2 separate regions of the Mus musculus genome follow, and region 1 is linked to region 2. Evidence: chromatin loops called from intact Hi-C (ENCODE). Cell type or tissue: heart. All regions are shown on one strand.

Evidence for each region. Peaks named below come from ENCODE experiments on the same cell type or tissue, not always from the same donor. Only the 100,000 strongest peaks of a DNase experiment are listed, where the experiment ranks them.
Region 1: it touches region 2 in a loop (3-fold over the local background); 6 of 42 quality-filtered maps call a loop at or near these places.

The regions. Positions count from the first base shown.
Region 1 is chr2:73,002,547-73,006,546 of GRCm38, reverse strand. No RefSeq gene overlaps it. Among named protein-coding and RNA genes, the nearest start is that of Gm39850, 4.4 kb to the left of the region's middle. In heart, no CTCF peak of the experiment used is centred here; DNase peaks (open chromatin) are centred at 406, 1,906, 2,706 and 3,276; H3K4me3 peaks cover 1,436 bases; H3K27ac peaks cover 2,570 bases.
Region 2 is chr2:73,058,139-73,062,138 of GRCm38, reverse strand. No RefSeq gene overlaps it. Among named protein-coding and RNA genes, the nearest start is that of Gm39850, 51 kb to the right of the region's middle. In heart, a CTCF peak has its summit at 2,070 (motif pointing right); a DNase peak (open chromatin) is centred at 1,928; H3K27ac peaks cover 595 bases.

The DNA of each region.
Region 1 (4,000 bases), 56 kb after region 2:
ATAGCCAATTATTAAAAGGTGATTACTTCCTGTGAGGGATGATATTTAAGCCTGGCATCTGTCTTGGAAGGTCTATTTCATTTTAAGTAGAATTAATAGTGAATATTTGAAACAGTTTATAAATCAATTTTATATTCACACACTCTCATATGATTTGTAGGGTAAGCCCTGGGCCCGGAACACTGATTCTTTCATCATGAAAAAAGAGAATTGTGAAATGGTTTGCCCAAAGTCCAAAAGCAGAGGCCATTATTGTTGTCATGATGATTATCATATTAATCCCTTGACACATGCCTCTCTGCTTTTTCTGCTCCTCCATGCTGTGCCTCACATGCTGTGCAAACTCCATCCCCTCCTCCCTCCCCCCTGTATTCCCCTCACGGACACCAGCAGTTCCCCCTCTGCCCTGAGCCAGGGAGAGGACTCCTTGTCTGTCTCTCACCAGTGTGGATGAGGGCTAGGAGCCTGACTTTGCCATCTGGCCCACTTTCAGGTTTTCATGGGGCCAGGCCTAGGTACAACTAGAGCCCGTTTTATATTTCATGTTTTTCTGGTTTCAAAAGAGAAAGAAAGAAAGAGAGAGAGAGAGAGAGAGAGAGAGAGAGAGAGAGAGAGAGAGAGAGAGGCAAGAAACCCTCTGCAGCAGGAATATTGTTCCAGGCAGGGTGTTTCCTGTCAGTTGCTCCAGTGGGAGGATCTGCCTTTAGGGCATTTCTGCTGGTAACCACAATCTGCAATCCTTCTGACAGGTTTTAAAGTCCTAACACAGCCAGTACTTCATGGGGAGTGTCTGACTCTTGACTAGTAGATAAGGCTGGAGATACAGTACAGACTTTATTCTTTTTTGTTGCTATTTTGTTTTTGTTTTTTGTTTTTTCCAGACAGGGTTTCTCTGTGTAGCCCTGGATGTCCTGGAACTCACTTTGTAGCCCAAGCTGGCCTCAAACTCAGAAATCTGCCTGCCTCTGCCTCCCAAGTGCTTTATTCTTAATGGTGGGAGGCACCCACATCTGCTCCTGCCGAGGAGTGCTGTTTGTTTGGATGCTGGAGAGAGAGAGGTGACGACCAGCACAGACCCGGCCTGACGCCTGATGTGTTGTGTTTGGTGTTGGGGTCCAACAGGTTGAACCTCTGCTGATTATCTGCCATCCTCTCTCATACTGGGTCTTTGCCAGGATTTCTTCTGGAAAAAAGCAAAAGAAACACATTCAAAAGTCTAGGTATCAAAACCGGGCAGTGGTCTGTCTTTGCCTTTAACCCAAGCACTTGGGAGGAAGAGGCAGCCTGATTTCTGAGTTTGAGGACAGCCTGGTCTACATTGTGGGTGAGCCCCAGGACAGCCAGGGCCACATAGAGAGACCTTGTTTCCAAGTCCACCACCCCACCCCCCAAAAAAGGTCAAGGTAATAGAAGTTTACTAAATCGGAGGCACAGGGTTATATGAATGGGGAGGGTTTTCTTCACACACACACACACACACACATACCCCGCTTAAAGAAAAACAAAACCAACCCCCAAATAAAACCGCTCACTCCTCTAGGGCTGGACAATATCCATGTTGCACATCTGCATCAATCTTGTGATGGACAAAGACCTGATATTTGGAAGCTCAGGTATCAGAGAGCAACGCCAGGGGAACCCAGAGATATTCAGCCACCTGAATGTAGACCAGTGGTACCTTCCTGTTGGGTATCCCTGATGGGGCACCTAACCAGGCAGCTCCCATGCCTTCAGGAGAAGGCCCGACTTTGAAAGTCTCACATTAGCAGTAAGAACATTCTTTCCCACAGAAACTTTGAGACATCTGGGGAGAGAGGCAAACAGAAAGAAGGGTGGAGGCAGGGAGACCTCTTCTCATGGACTAAGCCAAGGGTGCAAGAGCCGCATATCCCTGCCAGAGGAAGGCAGGCAGATGGCCAAGAAGCACTGACTAAGAACTAGGCAGTGGGGGCAGGCCCTTCCCCCTGCCCTTCCCCCTGCACAGCCACAGGCCTCGGAGTGCTGGTGTGGAAGGGGGAGTCCACCAGTTGCCTAAGTAACCAGGGATGTCTGGAGGGGGGGTGGGCAGAGTACCTCTGAGCTCCGTGTTTGCTTATTATTTCTCAACTGCACAGTGAGCATTTGGGGGGTCTGAAGGGATCGTGGGGGGTTGAGACTCTTAGGAGTTCCCCCTCCCACTCTACCCCACCCCAGCGGAGTCTTGGCCTTCCTGTGACCAGGAATAGATTACATCACACACCAGCAGCTGTGTGCCTCTCAAGCGCCTTAGGGCGCGCGCGCGAACACACACACACACACACACACACACACACACACACACACACACACACACAAATCATATTTGTTCTTGTCCCCTTTCAGCATAGACGTGACTTAAATTTTTCAATTGTCCTCTGCTGTACGGAAAGCGCGCATGTTCTCTTCCCAAAGTCTCTGCAACGCAGTTCCTGGGGCGACAGGGTCCTGCAATAGTTGTTTTCCTCTCTCTCACTCTGAAGCTTCATGGCACTTATATGTCAACTCCCAGAGCCTGGGAGGCCAGGTCCTCGGGCAGCAGCGAGAAGGTGACTTTATGCCTATCTACAAGCTGTGTACAGTCCCTATGTACAGAAGGGGAGGGGGGCTTAGCGCCTGCTTCACCACTTGGCACCTCCTCTGTTTTCAACCCCTTTCCTTCCTCCACCTAGCTGCGTTCCCCAGGCGCCTGACTCTATTTCCTGGCTCCCAGATATCTTTCGTGTGAGAACAGACAGAGGAATCTCCTGGGGTGCGTTTGGAAGGAAGGGAGTAAGCTGGGGTTTGGATAGCTTCCACTAGCAGAATCTACAGCGGTGGTTCTTAACCCGGCCGTACAATAGAATCATCTGGGAAGTGTTCAGAAAAATTTTTTAAAAAATTAAAAATTATTATTATTATTTTTAAATTGCACCGCTCGGCCCAGGCTCGGGGATTTCTGTTTAACAGGCCGGAACAAAGGTTTGTTTTTGTTTGAAAAGAGTTTTTCCTCTCTCAAAGGTATTTTCAAAAAACAATTCCCTGATGTCTCTGAGATGCCAACCACTGACTTCAAGGTGGGCAGAAGCATGGCAAAGACCCTGTGAGCCACACCGACACCCCGAGTGTGGTTTATCTGGTGGAAGCCTCTCAGGGCCAGGCAAGCAGCTGTGCTGGTCGGTGGAGCCCACTCTCTTGTGTGCCAGATGTGCCCTCTAACTGGCTTTGAACTTAGGGGAGGTGGTTCTGGGTGACAGGAATCCAGTTGTGAGGCACCAATAGAGGAAGTTAGCCACAGAGAAATATGACTTCAGCGCCCTGGCGGCGTGGGGCGGGGTGAGAGAAGGGAGATGGTTGGTTGTTTTTCTGCACATCTAAAATAAAATTCAAGAGGAGGGGTAGCGCTGAGGCCAAAGAAGGGAAGAAACGGGAAGTAAAACTGCAGATAGAATTGTGAGCAAAAAGGAGAGGATCCAGAAGGACGCACAGCCCCCCCCCCCGCGGCCCCCCCCCCCCCGCTTCCTCTCTCCCCTCCCCACACACCTGTTTCTTTGAAAGCTTTAGTGGGTTGGCTTTTAACTGAATCAATTACAAGTAGCCCTCCCTAGAAATGTGTCCCAAATCTCTGAGTGGCTCTAACTCTGGCAGCTGCTTTGGGACCGTTATTTCCGTGTCCCAGAAGAAGGGTATTTTAGGGATGAGGCCTTACCAGAAATATGAAGCCAGGGGAAAATAAAAAAAAAAAATGTTACAGAATTTCCAAAAATATTTTGATAGCCATGCAAGACTTTGGAGAGGCTTGAAGAAAACTCAGAGTGTGCTCAGTTAATGGGTGTCAAGTGGACTGACTCTTGTATTTCGGGTTATAGATTAGGGAGGCTTCCTGTGTTATGATACGCACAGAGCTGATACACACGTGACTGTACTGCACCTGCTTGTGTGTGAATTCCTATGAATGTGTGCATTTGTTTGTTTGCGACCTGTAATTTTAGTTCGTGTCATGGTT
Region 2 (4,000 bases):
TAGAGACAGGAGATGCATTCCAGAAAGATAAATAGATAAGTAAGAAGGTGCTTTTTTTGTAGAGAGACTTCCTCCAGTTCAAATCCAGTTTATGGTTTCTTCCCTCACCTTCCCATTCTATATTCGACAACTTCCCTCCACAGTGACAACCCTGCTTCCTAAAAATATTCAATCTTTCACTCTAGCCTGTAATTGCCCTAAACATTTTCAGAATTATGACTCCAATACTATTCCCCAATCAATACCTTATAAGAACATTCAAGCCAGGCATGGTGTCACAGGCCTTTAATCCTGATGCTGAGAGGCAGAGGCAGGTAAATCTCTGAGCTCCAGGCCAGCCTGATCTACAGAGTTCCAGGTCAGCCAGGGCCACGTGGAGAAACCCTGTCTTGAAAACAAAACTAAACACCCAAACCCCAAACATTCGGAATGCTGTATTTCTATTTGTTCTGAGCACAGACTTCACAAAGGGCAGGACGTCAGAGTACTGTGTTCTCAAACTATATGTTACTGCTCTTCTCCTGGGTGGTTTCATAATCGATCTCGCATACAATTATATCCCTTGTGTTTTATTTTCACTTAGTTTTATGGTCTTCTTATTTTCTTTTGCATCTTTTACATTTTAAATAATTTAGAACATGGGGGATGAAGGGATGACTCAGCAGTTAACAGCTCTTGTTGAGGATGTGAGTTCAGTTCCCAGCACCCATGTCCAGTGGCTCACCACTGCCTGTAACTGCAGACGTCAGGGTTGGGGAATCCTATGCATCTGGCTTCCATGGACGTGGGCTATCACATGCTAAAATCTGCACACAGACTTAGGCATGCATACTAAATTTAAAAAGAAATCATAAAATGAATATTTTTAAGTCCATAAGAGAATAATTTCAAATATGGGAGACTTTTATATTTTATGTAAATTTAAAGATGTCCTCACTAGCCTTCCTTACAGCCTCAGTCCTTCTTCCCAACTGGGTCCCTACCAATCCCTACATGCCACCAAGGTCCCTACCAATCCCTACATGCCACCAAGGTCCCTACCAATCCCTACATGCAACCAACTTCACAGGGTTTTTGTTTATTTAAGTTTTTTTTTAACTAGCTTATAATTATTGTACAAAGAAGTAGGTCATATAGAGACATTTGGAGTTCTAGTTTATTTTTCCTGTATATCTTTTATTTGTATGAAATTAGTGTGCTACATCTGCTCTTTATTCCATTTTCCTCCATTTACTGCACCTTACAAGTACTGTATCATCTGTCCCTTCCAGCTGTGGGGCTCTTCATTATGGGAACATGGCATCATTTACTTCAATTAGACCAAGCACCTAGGTTGCTTGCAACATTTTGTTGTGACAAATGGCGACCTTGAAGACCTCTTACTTTGTGGACACACACTTGCAAGGTAAGTTCCTTGAGTTAGGATTGCTGGGTTCAAAGGTAAACACACGATGGTTTTACTAAATATTTCCAAATTCTTTCTGCGGAGATTGTACCTTTTTTCTTTTCCACTCACGAAGAGGTTTCTCTACAGTGCTCATTGTCAAACTTCCGACCCTGCCTCAGTCTCCTCTGGTGAGACTGTGTATCACCATACCCTACAAACAGTCTCCCTTTGTTAGGCACAACAATAAGGTGTATTTTTTTAACCTGCTGAAGAGGCGATGTGTGGAGCCGGCCCAACCGGCATAGTTGGTTTTTCATCTCATTTCCTTTTCGGAGGAAGTGAGCCTAGACTGGGGAGCTTAGCGCTGATTAGAAAGGATGTCACCCCTGTAATCTGGACCAACAGGTGTACAAAATGCCCCTGATTCACACACAGAGTTTGAGTCATGAACTTCCCCCACGCCCAGGATATAAATAAATCCACCCAAGTGTCCCCTGACGTTTGTATGGTTTCATGTTTCACATCAGGACTCCTGGTCCATTAGGACGTTATCCTGGTGAACGGCAAGACCTATGGACCCAGATTTCTAGGCAAGGTGACCCCATGGAACTGTGGGGGGGGGGGTGGGAATGAGTGTCAATCCTTACGGTGCAGGCCACTAGGTGGCGGTCCTTCAGGTTCGTTTCTGCAGAAGTTTGGCAAGAAATCTAAGTCTTCAAAGATAAAGGAAATGACTCTAGGTGTAACTGACCGAGAGGACGTCCTTCTGGAACATTCCCCTCATCGTCATAGCCTTAGATTCTGGAGGGAAGCTCCGTGTTTCTCTCCCCACACTGGAAAGTGTTTGCCCCGATACCTTCATTCCCACCAGAGGTCCACAAGGGCCACAGTGTGTGTGTACACTGCCCTGCAGGGATGTCACCAGGCCCAGGGCTAAATATGGCATAGAGATGATAAAAAGGAATAACTATGCTGACTGCCCTGACCTGAAATTCTGAGGAGGCTGGAGCTGGGAATGACAAAATGTAGGCTTCCATTCCAGGGTAGCTACCAGCTGGCCGAGTTACTGCAGGCACCTGCTTAGCCACCTGCCCTTTAGTTTCCCCATAAATAAAATGGGGCAACATCTGCCTGGCCTGAGTGCAAAGCATGTAGAAGAGATAAGATGATCCATGTGTTGCAAAGTAAGAGGCACTGTGCAAACGTGTTTTCCCATCATTATATTATGTTTTGTCCTGTATAGGTGTGTCTCTCTTGAATATGGAAGATATATATGGAATATATATATGGAATATATATATGGAATATATCTGTGGAATATATATATATATATATATATATATGGAATATATCTGTGGAACATATATGTGGAATATATCTGTGGAACATATATGTGGAATATACATATAAATAAATATATGGAATATATATATATATGCTGACTAAAGGGTGATTCCTGTTTATAAGGCCAATTTTGCACCTCTCTCCTGTTATGAAAAACAAACCCATCCGGGCGTGGTGGCATATGCCTTTAATCCCAGCACTTGGGAGGCAGAGGCAGGCGGATTTCTGAGTTTGAGGCCAGCCTGGTCTACAAAGTGAGTTCCAGGACAGCCAGGGCTATACAGAGAAACCCTGTCTTGAAAAACAAAAAACAAATTAAAAACAAAACAAAACAAAACAAAACAAAACAAAACAAAACAGAAATATCCTTCCTGGTCACAGATTTCCACAGCCCTCCTCATTTTCCAAGAGTGGTTATCAGCATGGAAAAATTAACTTTTTTAATATTGTTGTAATGATTTGTATATTCTTGGACCAGGGAGTGGCACCATTTGGAGGTGTGGCCTTGTTGGAATAGGTGTGACCTGGTTGGAGTAGGTGTGTCACTGTGGGTGTGGGCTTAAGACTCTTACTTCAGTTGCCTGGAAGTCAGTCTTCCACTAGCAGCCTTTGGATGAAGACGTAGAACTCTCAGCTCTGCCCGCGCCATGACAGCCTGGATGCTGCCATGCTCCCACCTTGATGATAATGGACTGAACCTCTGAACCTGTAAGCCAGCCCCAATTAAATGTTGTTTTTTATAAGACTTGCCTTGGTCATGATGTCGGTTCACAGCAGTAAAACCCTAAGACAGTTGTCTAACTTGGTTTTTGCCCACAGAGCCTGGGCCCCTCCCATCTGAATGGAAATAGCCTTTGAACCATGATAGTAGTTCCAGAGTCCACAGCCATGTCTCATGCAAAGTAAGAGCCCATCTCATGCTTAGGAACTGATGCACATAGTGTGGATGGATCTATATGTTAGAGATGCCACACTAGGTTCCTTGGCTCCTCTTTTCCTTGGTGCCTGTGTTTTCAAATGTGTTCTACTAAAACTTTGTCTCCCACCTGTCCCTCTCTCTGTTCCCTGTCATCTTTGGGCTGCTGCTTGAATATCATGCTAGGAACAGTACAACACCTTGCTCCCTGCAACCAGCCCTTCCCAACACTCAGATTTACCTTGCTCCAGCCTGCAACCTGCCTCACTCATGCTCACTTCCTTTTCCTGGGACAGCTGCGTCCCTCTTGTGTCTTCTCCTGCTGTTCTTGAAATTAACACCTTTCTCATGGT